Linked DNA regions of Homo sapiens: region 1 is linked to region 2. A link is a loop called in an ENCODE intact Hi-C map of the cell type or tissue named here. Cell type or tissue: A673. All regions are shown on one strand. Each heading gives the region's core, and the rest is flanking DNA. Links, peaks and the distances in the headings are about the cores only.

Region 1 (5,405 bases), core at 250-5,249, 140 kb before region 2:
GTGCTGGCTCCGAACGCTTGCTTACAGACCCACCAACAACCAAGAAGCTGCACTGGTTGGTACACACTGCAGCAAACAAGGAAAACAAGTAGATAAAAAGTCCAACATCAAAAAGAAAAAAAAACCATAGAAACAATTGAAGAGAGAATGGCTAAAGGACATGAAAAGACAGTTCATACAAAGGGAAATTCAATGCTGTTCTCGCTGAGGCTGGAGTCCAATGATGCGATCTCAGCTCACTGCAACTTCCGTCTCCTGGGTTCAAGAGATTCTCCTGCCTCACTCTCCTGAGTAGCTGGGGTTACAGGCGCCCACCATCATGCCCGGCTAATTTTTGTATTTTTAGTAGAGACCGGGTTTCATCATGTTGGCCAGACTGGTCTTGAACTCCTGACCTCAGGTGATCTGCCCACCTCGGCCTCCCAAAGTGCCGGGATAATGGGCATGAGCCACTGTACCTGGCCTCAAATGGCTCTTAAACCTGTGAGAAGATATTTGGGTTCCTAAAAGAGAAATGCAATTCTTCACTGAGATAGTAGTTTTTATCCTATAATAGCAAAACATTGGCACATGGTAATGCTTGGGATGACATTCTAGGTTCAAAAGAGAGCAGAGAAACAGACACTCTGAGGTAGCCTTTATGGAGAGTAATTTGGCCAGATCTCAAAATTTAACACACACATGCACTGACCAAATAATCACACTTCTAGGAAATATCCCCCATGTACCTACTGCAGGGATTTTCAATGCAGCCCTATTTATCAGAACGACTAGAAACAACCCAAATGCCTACTGGGAACAGCCAGTTAAACACGATTACAATGATAGCCTATGCAGTCAGCAAAAAAAGAATGAGGTGACCCCATAAATATGGTAGGAATTACCTCCAAATTACACTGTTAAGAGACAAAAGCAGAAGGGTATCTACCATCTTGTGCTTTCAGCTGTGTGATGCATAGAATTCATACACAATATGAATGCATATATGTACACACACGTGCACATCTGTTTCTGCATATGTGTATGGGTATATGAGGAAGCAAGTTTGCAAGCATTCTTTGCGCATACAAACGTGTATCTCTCTGGAAGGACATATTTTGAGAAACTGGTAACCGTAATTTCTTTTTGTCATTTTTTTAAAAGACAAAGTCTCACTGTGGCACCTGGGCTGGAGTGCAGTGGCATGCTCATAGCTCACTGCAGCCTCTGAACTCCTGGGCTCAAGTGATCCTCCCACCTCAACTTCTGGAGTAGCTGAGACTAAAGTGCACGCCATCGTACCTAATTTTTAAATTTTTTTGTAAAGATGAGGTCTTGCTTTGCAGACCAGGCTGGTCTTGAACTGCTGCCCACAAGCTATCCTCCTGCCTTGGCCTCCCAGAGTGCCGGGATTACAGGTGTGAGCCACCGTGCCCAGACCAGCAGTATTTTTTTTGGAAAGGAAACTGCATGACTGAGGGACAGGAGAGGCAGGAAGGAAAACTTCATTTTCATTCTGGACCCTTTTCTAATTGGATCATTTACATGTATTACTGTTTTAAAGCAATGTTTGTGATTCCTCTCCTTCCCTCTATTGGCATATATATATATATATATATGGCGAATATGGAGAGGAGCAAGGTGGCCAAATAGAAGCTCGCACGAATTGTAATTCCCATAGGAACATCAAATTTAACAACTATCTACAAACAAAAAAGCACCTTTATAAAAACCAAAAAATCAGGCACTCACAGTACCTGGTTTTAACTTTATATTGCTGAAAAAGGACTGAAGAGGGTAGGAAAAATAGTCTTGAATTGCCAATGCCACCCCTCCCCCAGCCCCAGCACCAGATGTGTGGCATGGAGAGAAAATCTGTACGCTTGGGAGAGGGACAGTGCAGCGATTGTGAGGCTTTGCACTGAACTCAGTGCTGCCCTGTTACAGACAGTAGAAAGCAAAAGCAGGCTGAACTCAGCTGATGCCAGACCATAGAGGGAGCATTTAGACCAGCCCTAGCCAGAGGGGAATCTCCTGTACCTTGGTCAGAACTTGAATTCTGGCAAACCTCGTCACCGAGGGCCAAAGTGCCCTGGGGCTCTAAATAAAATTGAAAGGCAGTGTAGGCCCCATGAACTACAACTCTTAGGCAAGTCCTAGTGCTGAGCTGGACTTGGAGCCAGTTGACTTAGCAGGCACATGACCTACTGAGACACCAGCCAGAGCAGCTAGTGGAATGCTTGCTCGGCCCCTCCCCGCCAACCTCACTGCTCCAAAAGAGACCTCTTCCTTCTGCTTGAGGAGATGAGAGGGAGGAGTAAAGAGAACTTTGTCTTGCATCTTGGATACCAGCTCAGCCACAGTAGGATAGGGCACCAGGCAGGGTCATGAGGCTGTTTCAGGCCCTAGTTCCCAGACAACATTTCTAGACAATCCTGGATCAGAAGGGAGCCTGCTGCCTTGCAGGGCAAGGACCCAGCTCTGGCAGGATCCATCACCTGCTGATGAAAGAGCCCTTGAGCCCTGAATAAACAGTAGTGATACCCAGTTAATATCCAAGGCTGTGGGCCTTAATTGAGGCTAAGATATTCTGGCTTTAGTTGTGACCCAGCACATTCCCAGCTGTGGTGGCCATGGTGAGAGATTCCTTCCGCTTGAGAAAAGCAGAAGGAAAATTAAAGGGTGCTTTGTCTTGCTCTTGATCTTTCTCTTTCTTTCTTTCTTTCTTTCTTTCTTTCTTTCTTTCTTTCCTTCCTTCCTTCCTTCCTTCCTTCCTTCCTTCCTTCCTTCCTTCTTTCTTTCTTTCTTTCTTTCTCTTTCTTTCTTTCTTTTTTCTTTCTCTCTCTCTCTCTTTCTTTCTTTTCAGAGATAGAGTCTTGCTATTTTGCCCAGGCTGGAGTGCAATGGTGTCATCTCAGCTCACTGCAACCTGTGCCTCCTGGGTTCAAGCAATTCTCATGCCTCAGCCTCCTGAGTAGCTGGGATTACAGGCATGTACCACCATGCCCAGCTAATTTTTAAAAATTTTTTATTTTATTTTATTTTATTTTATTTTATTTGAGATGGTTTCTCACTCTGTCACCCAGGATGGAGTGCAGTGGTGCGATCTCAGCTCACTGCAACCTCCACCTACCGGGTTCAAGCAATTCTCCTGCCTCAGCCTCCCGAGTAGCTGGGATTAGAGGTGTGTGCCACCATGCTTGGCTAATTTTGTATTTTTAGTAGAGATGGGGTTGCACCATGTTGGTCAGGCCAGTCTTGAACTCCTGACCTCAAGTGTTCCACCCACCTTGACCTCCCAACATGCTGGGATTACAGGAGTGAGCCACCGCGCCCGGCCTAATTTTTTTTATTTTTAGTAGAGACAGGGTTTCGCCATGTTGGCCAGGCTGGTCTCTAACTCCTGGCCTCAAGTGATCTGCCCGCCTCAGCCTCCCAAAGTGCTGGGATTACAGGCATGAGACACTGCGCCCAGCCTGCCTTGCACTTGCTACCACCTTGGCCACAGTGGGGTAAAGCAACAAATAGAGACCCCTCTTGGGGTCCCTGAGTCTAGGCCTTAGGTTCTTGGATGACATCTCTGGACTTGCTTTTTGCCAGAGGGGAGCTCACTGCCCTGAAGGGTGACTGAAAGGATTTACCACAAGCTGACTGAAGAGGCCATAGGCCTTTACCGAACATCAGCAGTAACCTGGCAGCACTCCTCATAGGCCTGTGGTGGTGGTGGACATGGGGAGAGGCCCCTGAGCCTGTGGAAAGGGCAGAATAGTGGAAAGGACTGGCTAATGGTTTGAGTGCCAGCTCAGCCACAGTAGAATAGATAGGACACCAAGCAGATTTCTAAGGTTTTGGACTCCAGTCCATGGCTCCCAGATGGCATCTCTGGATCTGGCTGCAGCCTGGGGGAACTCACTGGCTTGAAGCTAGCCTGGCTGGCTTCACAACAGGGCATTGAGGGAACATAGGCAGCCAGATCATGGTTACAGTGGGCCATGGCGAGACCCAGTGTGGTGCCAGCTTCATGTCTGACCCAGTACATTCTCAGTGGTGATGGCCATATTGGTGCTTGTATCTCCACCCCCCTAGCTCTGGGTGGCCCAGAACAGAGGGAGAGAGAGAAGGAGAAAGGGAGAGGAGGGAGGGGGGAAGGGGGAGAGAGAAAGAGCAAAAAAAGAGAGAGAGAGAGATTGATTCTGTTTGGGAGAAAGTAAGCAACAAGAACAAGAGTGTGGGCTTGATAATCCAGATAATTCTTCCAGATAGTCTGCAAGAAATGCAGCGTTATTGAGCTTGGGATGCCCCCTAATGCAGATATGGGTTCAATCATAATATCCAAGTTCTTTTGAATACCTGGAAATCCTTCCCAAGAAGGATGGGTATAAACAAGCCCAGACTGTGAGAGCTACAATAAATATCTAACTCTTCAATGCCCAGACATTGATGAACATCCACAAGCATCAAGAACATCCAGGAAAACATGACTTCACCAAACAAACTAAATAAGACACCAGGGGCCAAACCTGCAGAAACAAAACTATATGACCTTTCAGACAGAAAATTCAAAATTGCCATTTTGAGGAAACTCAAAGAAATTCAAGATAGCACAGAGAAGACATTCAGAACTCTATCAGATAAACTTAACAAAGAGGAAACTCAAAGAAATTCAAGACAACACAGAAAAAGTTTAGAATTCTATCAGATAAATGTAACAGAGATTGAAATAATTAAAAAGAGTCAAGCTGAAATTCCGGAGTTGAAAAATGCAACCGACATACTGAAGAATGCATCAGAGACTTTTAATACCAGGATTGAATAAGTGGAACAAAGAATTAGTGAGCTGGAAGGTAAGCTATTGGAAAATATGGTCAGAGGAGACAGAAGAAAAAAGAATAAAAAAGAAAGAAGTACACCTACAAGATCTAGAAAATAGACTTAAAAAAGCAAATCTAAGAGTTATTGGCATTAAAGTGGAGGTAGAGAAAGAGACAGGGGTAGAAAGTTTATTCAAAGGATAATAACAGAGAACTTCCCAAACCTAGAGGAAGATATCAATATCCAAGAACAAGAAGGTTGTAGAACACCAAGCAGATTAACCCAAAGAAGACTACCTCAGGCATTTAGTAATCAAATTCCTAAAAGTCAAGGATAAAAGGAAGGATCCTAAAAGCAGCAAAAGAAAAGAAACAAATAAAATACAATGGCACTCCAATACGTCTGGCAGCAGACTTTTCAGTGGAAACCTTATAGGCCAGGAGAGAGTGGCATGACATATTTAAAGTGCTGAAGGAAAATATATTCAAGCATAAAGGAGAAATGAAGACCTTCCCAGACAAACAAAAGCTGAGGGATTTCATCAACACTAGACCTGTCCTACAGGAAATGCTAAACAGAGTACATTAATCAGAAAGTAAACGATGTTAGTGAGC
Region 2 (5,405 bases), core at 167-5,166:
CTAGGCAGACTTCCCAAAGAGGCACCTTTGACTTTGGAATCATTTAGCTGTAGTTTTCTGCCCTGAAAGCCTCTTTTGTTATCCCCGGTCCATCCTGCAGGTGTGGTTGATAACAGATGTCAAAGAATAGGTGAAATTTTATGAGGTTAAGTGCAAATAATGAATATGACCCTCTTTGCGGTTCTTCCTCAATCTTCTATTCAAACATAAACTCAGTTCATGAAGAATGAAGTTTGTGGCATTGCTCAAGAAAGGCAGGATTCAATAAAATCTTTTTAGGGCCAAATGGAATTTTTTCAACTTTAATGATTTTTTCTTTAATTATGTTAAAGGAAGCTCCAGAATCTCTTTTAAAAAAGTATTTGTAGCCTGGGCAACATGGCAAAACCCCATCTCTACAAAGAATATAAAATATTATCCAGCAGTGGTAGCATGCACCTGTAGTCCCAGTTACCCAGGAGGCTGAGGTGGGAGGATCATCTGAGCCCAGGAGGTCAAGGCTGCAGTGAGCCACTGCACTCCAGTCTGGGCGAGAGCGTGAGACCTATCTCAAAAAAGAAATCAAACTATTTTTTGTATCGTTTTGCTGATTACAATGGTAAAATATGTTTGTTGTAGAAACTTTGGAATACATAAAAATTAAAGAGGACTAGTTCGTTAATACATAAGTCATAGTTTAACAGGGTCTAAGTTAGCCTTCCATACTTTGCCCATTTACAAAGTAAGGCATAAATTTCAATTCTTTTGTAATGTGATGGTTTATGTTTTCTTTAGATAGGATGTGATGTACCAAGCTGAGTGTTGGGAGGAACTACAGCCTCTCTTTTGAAATGGAAGATCCTCGGCCCAAGCTATAAACATGTTAGTCCAAAATTCATCTGGAATTTTGTTGTTTGGGATGCAAAACACAATATTCCCATAGAAACAATATAAAAATTATGGCTAGATTCTAAGGCAAGGCAACAGATGTCCATGGAATCCAGCGACTCAGAGCACCAACTGTCCAACTGTGCTTCATTTTCACAGAAAAAGGGAGGCTAGAACATGTCTTTACCTCAAAAAAAGCAAAAACAAAGTTTATGCAAAAAGTATTTTGTTATACTGATATGATAAATATTTAATGAGACAAATTTTTATCAATTATTTACCTAAAGTGACTTTATTTCTTATTTACTCCATTACTAGCAGGTTTATAAGCTTTTCCTCTCGCCTTTATTCACAATTTCTATTCTGCCTTTACTATTTTTAATGGTTTCCCCATTCCCCAGTTAACTCCTTGGCAAAGACAGAGGATGAGTGAAAAGCTTGTGGCCTGTAGACTAGATATCAGAATTGATCCACAGGAAAGAACCTCTTTTCAGAAGCCATCTTTACCTTGGGGTTTGATAAAGAACATAAAAGCCTCAATTGGTGCTATTTAATATTTGTTCCGAGACCGGTATTTGCATTTAGGGTGAAATGACTTGATGCACATTGTTTACAGCTAACTCTGAAGTTCAGGGGAAGGGGAATAATCCACTGAGTCAGAAGGCAAATATACCAGACTGATCATGAGTAAAACAAAGCCCTGGTGATCAGCTCTTCCTCTTATTCACTATCTGTATCTAGTGAAAATGGTCGCATATTTTCAAGTGGATTTTTAAAAGCTATTCTCAATGCTTTTAAAGGTTTTACAACCTCAGGGGAACAATGCATGCAATTGAACCACACAATAAACAGTAAACACCAATTGCCCCCCACAATGAAAAGCTAATGGTCTTTGAGAATACTCTACAACAGAATCCACTTAGCAGCTACTAGTCTCCTGCTAATGGTCAATTCACTTTCGGCAATAAGAACCCAGGCAAACGGCCTCATAAATTTTAAAGAACAAAGGGTACAATAAATGGACTGCAAATCGCCGCATTCTCTGTAAGCAGCACTCTAAGGAGTGAAATTTCCAATTGCTAATGGCCAGTATATTGGACAAGTGGAGATTTTCCTACTGAGGGACCAGAGAAGATGACAAAATATAATGGTTTTCACAAAGAGGACTAGAAGCTGGGGAAATTAAGTCCTTGGGTCTGTAGCACAGTTTGAGCTGTGAAAGTCGTTATGACCAGAAGATTGTCTAGCCTTCTCTGCGGTAGCCTGGGAAGCTGCTATCAGATTGCTTGCTGTTTGCTTTAATAGTGTATCGAGACCAGAAGCACACACACTGCTAGAACCAAAAATCCTGGATAGATTTAACAAAATCCACCAACCTTTCAGGGAGGATACATAAAAACATCCTTTTTTGCATTTTGATCTTGTGGGTACTTCAGAAATGCCATTTGATTCATGATGGTAAGTAGCCTAAACGAATGCAATGATATGTGAATTGATTAAATTCTGTATCAAAAGGGATCTCTAAGAAAGGAATAATAAGAACAGGAAAGTGGAAATATTGTGGAAACATTTTTGCAATAGACTGAATACGTTTTCCCAAAATTCTTTCCTGCCTGCCTGCCTGCCTGCCTGCCTGCCTTCCTTCCTTCCTTCCTTCCTTCCTTCCTTCCTTCCTTCCTTCCTTCCTTCCTTCCTTCCTGTCAGGCCTCTGAGCCCAAGCTAAGCCATCATATCCCCTGTGACCTGCACATACACATCCAGATAGCCGGTTCCTGCCTTAACTGATGACATTCCACCACAAAAGAAGTGAAAATGGCCTGTTCCTGCCTTAACTGATGACATTATCTTGTGAAAGTCCTTCTCCTGGCTCATCCTGGCTCAAAAGCTCCCCTACTGAGCACCTTGTGACCCCCACCCCTGCCCGCCAGAGAACAACCCCCTTTGACTGTAATTTTCCTTTACCTACCCAAATCCTATAAAATGGCCCCACCCCTATCTCCCTTCGCGGACTCAGCCCACCTGCACCCAGGTGAAATAAACAGCCTTGTTGCTCACACGAAGCCTGTTTGGTGGTCTCTTCACACGGACGTGCATGAAACTTCCTTCCTTCCTTCTTTCTTTCTTTCTTTTTTTGACAGTGTCTCACTCTATTGCCCAGGCCGGAGTGCAGTGGCATGACCTTGGCTCACTGCAACCTCTGCCTCCTGAGTTCAAGCAATTCTCATGCCTCAGCCTTCCTAGTAGCTGGGATTACAGGCACCTGCCACCGTGCCCAGCTAATTTTGTATTTTTAGTAGAGATGGGGTTTTACCATGTTGGCCAGGCTGCTCTCAAACTCCTGATCTCAGGCGATCCGCTTGCCTCAGCCTCCCAAAGTGCTGGGATTACAGACCACCATGGCCAGCCTGCCCCCAAATTCATATGTTGAAATCCTTCCCCCTAAGGTGATAAGATTAGGAGATGGGGCCTTTGGGAGGTGATTAGTTCATGAGGGTAGACCCCTCATGAATAGTATTAGTGCCCTTATTATAAAAGGGATCCCAGAGAACTCTCTTGCTTTCTCTCTACCATATGAAGATATAATGAAAAGACTGCAGTCTGTTACCCAGAAGAGCACTCATCAGAACCCAGTCACGCTGGCACCTTGATGTTGAACTTCCAGACTCCAAAACTATGAGAAATAAATGTCTGCTGTTTATCAACCACCCTGTTTATAGTACTTTGTTATAGTAGCCTGAATTGACTAAGACAATTATGGAGCTTGAAAGAACTGTGAGCTCCTCTTATGGTCAAAGGAGCTGAAACTTAGGCTTTGTCCTGAAATTTCCCTCTTTTTTTCCCCCTGAATCATTAATTATTAATTTTCCCTTTCTTTGATCCTCGGTTAAAAAAAAATCCTCTCTTAACCCTATATTCTGCTCCAGCTGTGTCTCATTTTTCTGTTGTCCTTTATATCAAAACTCTCCCCAAAGACTTGTTATGCTTTGTCTTGACTTCCTCTCCTTTTATCTCTCTTGAACCTGCTTCACTCAGACATCTGACCCAAAACTCCACCAAAATCGCCCTTGTCAAATCCACTAGGCAATCTTCAGTCTTCATTTTATTGGCAAGTCAAGAGCATTTCAACCATTGGATCACTGCCTGTTTCCTGAACTGCTTTCTTCACTTGGCTTTCATGATAGCTAATACAGAGTCCAGGTAGATGGCAAGTGCTTTGGTTTGAAAGTATCCCCTGGAAGATGGAGTGTTGCAAACTTCATTGCCACTGTGGTAATGTTAAAAGGTGGGGCTTTCTCGAGGTGATTGGGTCATGAGGGTGGAGCCCTCATGGTGGATTAATGCCATTATTGTGGGTGTTTGGCCCCCTTTTCCTTTCTGTCTCTCTCACACTCTTCCTCTCTCACTCTCACCCTTTCTCACCCTTCCATCTTCTGCCCTGCCAAGGGACGACTCTTCAGATGCCAGTACCACAGTCTTGGACTTACCAGCTTCCAAAACTGTGAGACACAAATTTCTTTTAAAAGTAAATTACCCAGTCTTGAGTATTCTAAGACAACCACTAATGACTCCTGCTTCCTTTTCCATTAAGAAGAGCTCTTTTTGGGGTATAGCAGCAATAGGTCTTGCATTTCCCAAACCTGTTTCTCCCTAGGTAGGGGTAACAGAATTTGAAGTGAGGTGGTTAAGAAGTGTCTTCTTTACTCTTCCCCATCTGGCTCCAAGTGGATGCCCAGGGTGACTTTGGAAGCCTCTGTTAGCCTGGGTACCTGAATAACTGTGTGGAGCAGAGCCCCTTGTGGTGTGTCAGATGAACTTCAGATGTACAGCACAGCATCAGTTTCTCCTGCTCATTGATGAGCATCTGCTTCAGTCTTCCTTATTGGCAAACCAGCTGTCTTTGCTTCTCAGTCCACATAGTAGGCAGCCTACAAGGTAGCTAACTGTAGCACCTGGGGTCACATGTTTCAGCCCCAAAACATTTAATGACTGACTGAATTCCTAATTCTCAGAAAAGAATCTGCTTGGTCCACATAAGTTCAGGTGTCTACCTCTGGTCCAACCAGCTATGACCAGGGAGATGTCCCTGAAATATCATCTTGGTGGTTGGAGATCTGCTCTGTGACCTTGTGCATCAGAACATGGGGAGAGGTTTCAGGAGAGTTTCTGTGTGAGTGGGAAAACTATTAAGTGCCTACTCTACATCCCAATATTTCACTGTTTTTCCCTTTCTCTAGCCCCATCTCCCATCCCTCCACGCTCCACCCCATCCACTCTAAATACTCTTTTACTTTCTTGAATCCTCTTGGTATGTCCTGCAACTCCAGTAGTCTTCTCTGGTCAAGTTTGCATATTTTCCTATATTCAGTGCCTCAGAGTCAGATCTTGGAATCCTCTGACATCTCCAGACCACTTGTTTTCTGTCCTTGTATAAAGTCATCAGCTCCTTTGAGGTCTACATCATTTGGCTATGCCTTTCTCTCTCTTCTCTTTCTGCTATCTAACCACCTCCCAGGTATCCATTTTCATGCATCAAATAT

What was found. Hi-C counts contacts between places; a loop is a spot of excess contacts. Peaks named below come from ENCODE experiments on the same cell type or tissue, not always from the same donor. Only the 100,000 strongest peaks of a DNase experiment are listed, where the experiment ranks them.
Region 1: it touches region 2 in a loop (7-fold over the local background); 5 of 110 quality-filtered maps call a loop at or near these places.

The regions. Positions count from the first base shown.
Region 1 is chr18:57,710,471-57,715,875 of GRCh38, forward strand. The region is part of intron 2 of ATP8B1 (ATPase phospholipid transporting 8B1); the gene reads right to left. Among named protein-coding and RNA genes, the nearest start is that of ATP8B1-AS1, 83 kb to the left of the region's middle. RefSeq lists an enhancer at 2,685-3,187. In A673, for the core only: no CTCF peak of the experiment used is centred there; a DNase peak (open chromatin) is centred at 2,581; H3K27ac peaks cover 2,848 bases.
Region 2 is chr18:57,854,807-57,860,211 of GRCh38, forward strand. No RefSeq gene overlaps it. Among named protein-coding and RNA genes, the nearest start is that of ATP8B1, 54 kb to the left of the region's middle. RefSeq lists an enhancer at 1,448-2,005. In A673, for the core only: a CTCF peak has its summit at 4,670; DNase peaks (open chromatin) are centred at 2,275 and 4,645; H3K4me3 peaks cover 579 bases; H3K27ac peaks cover 4,389 bases.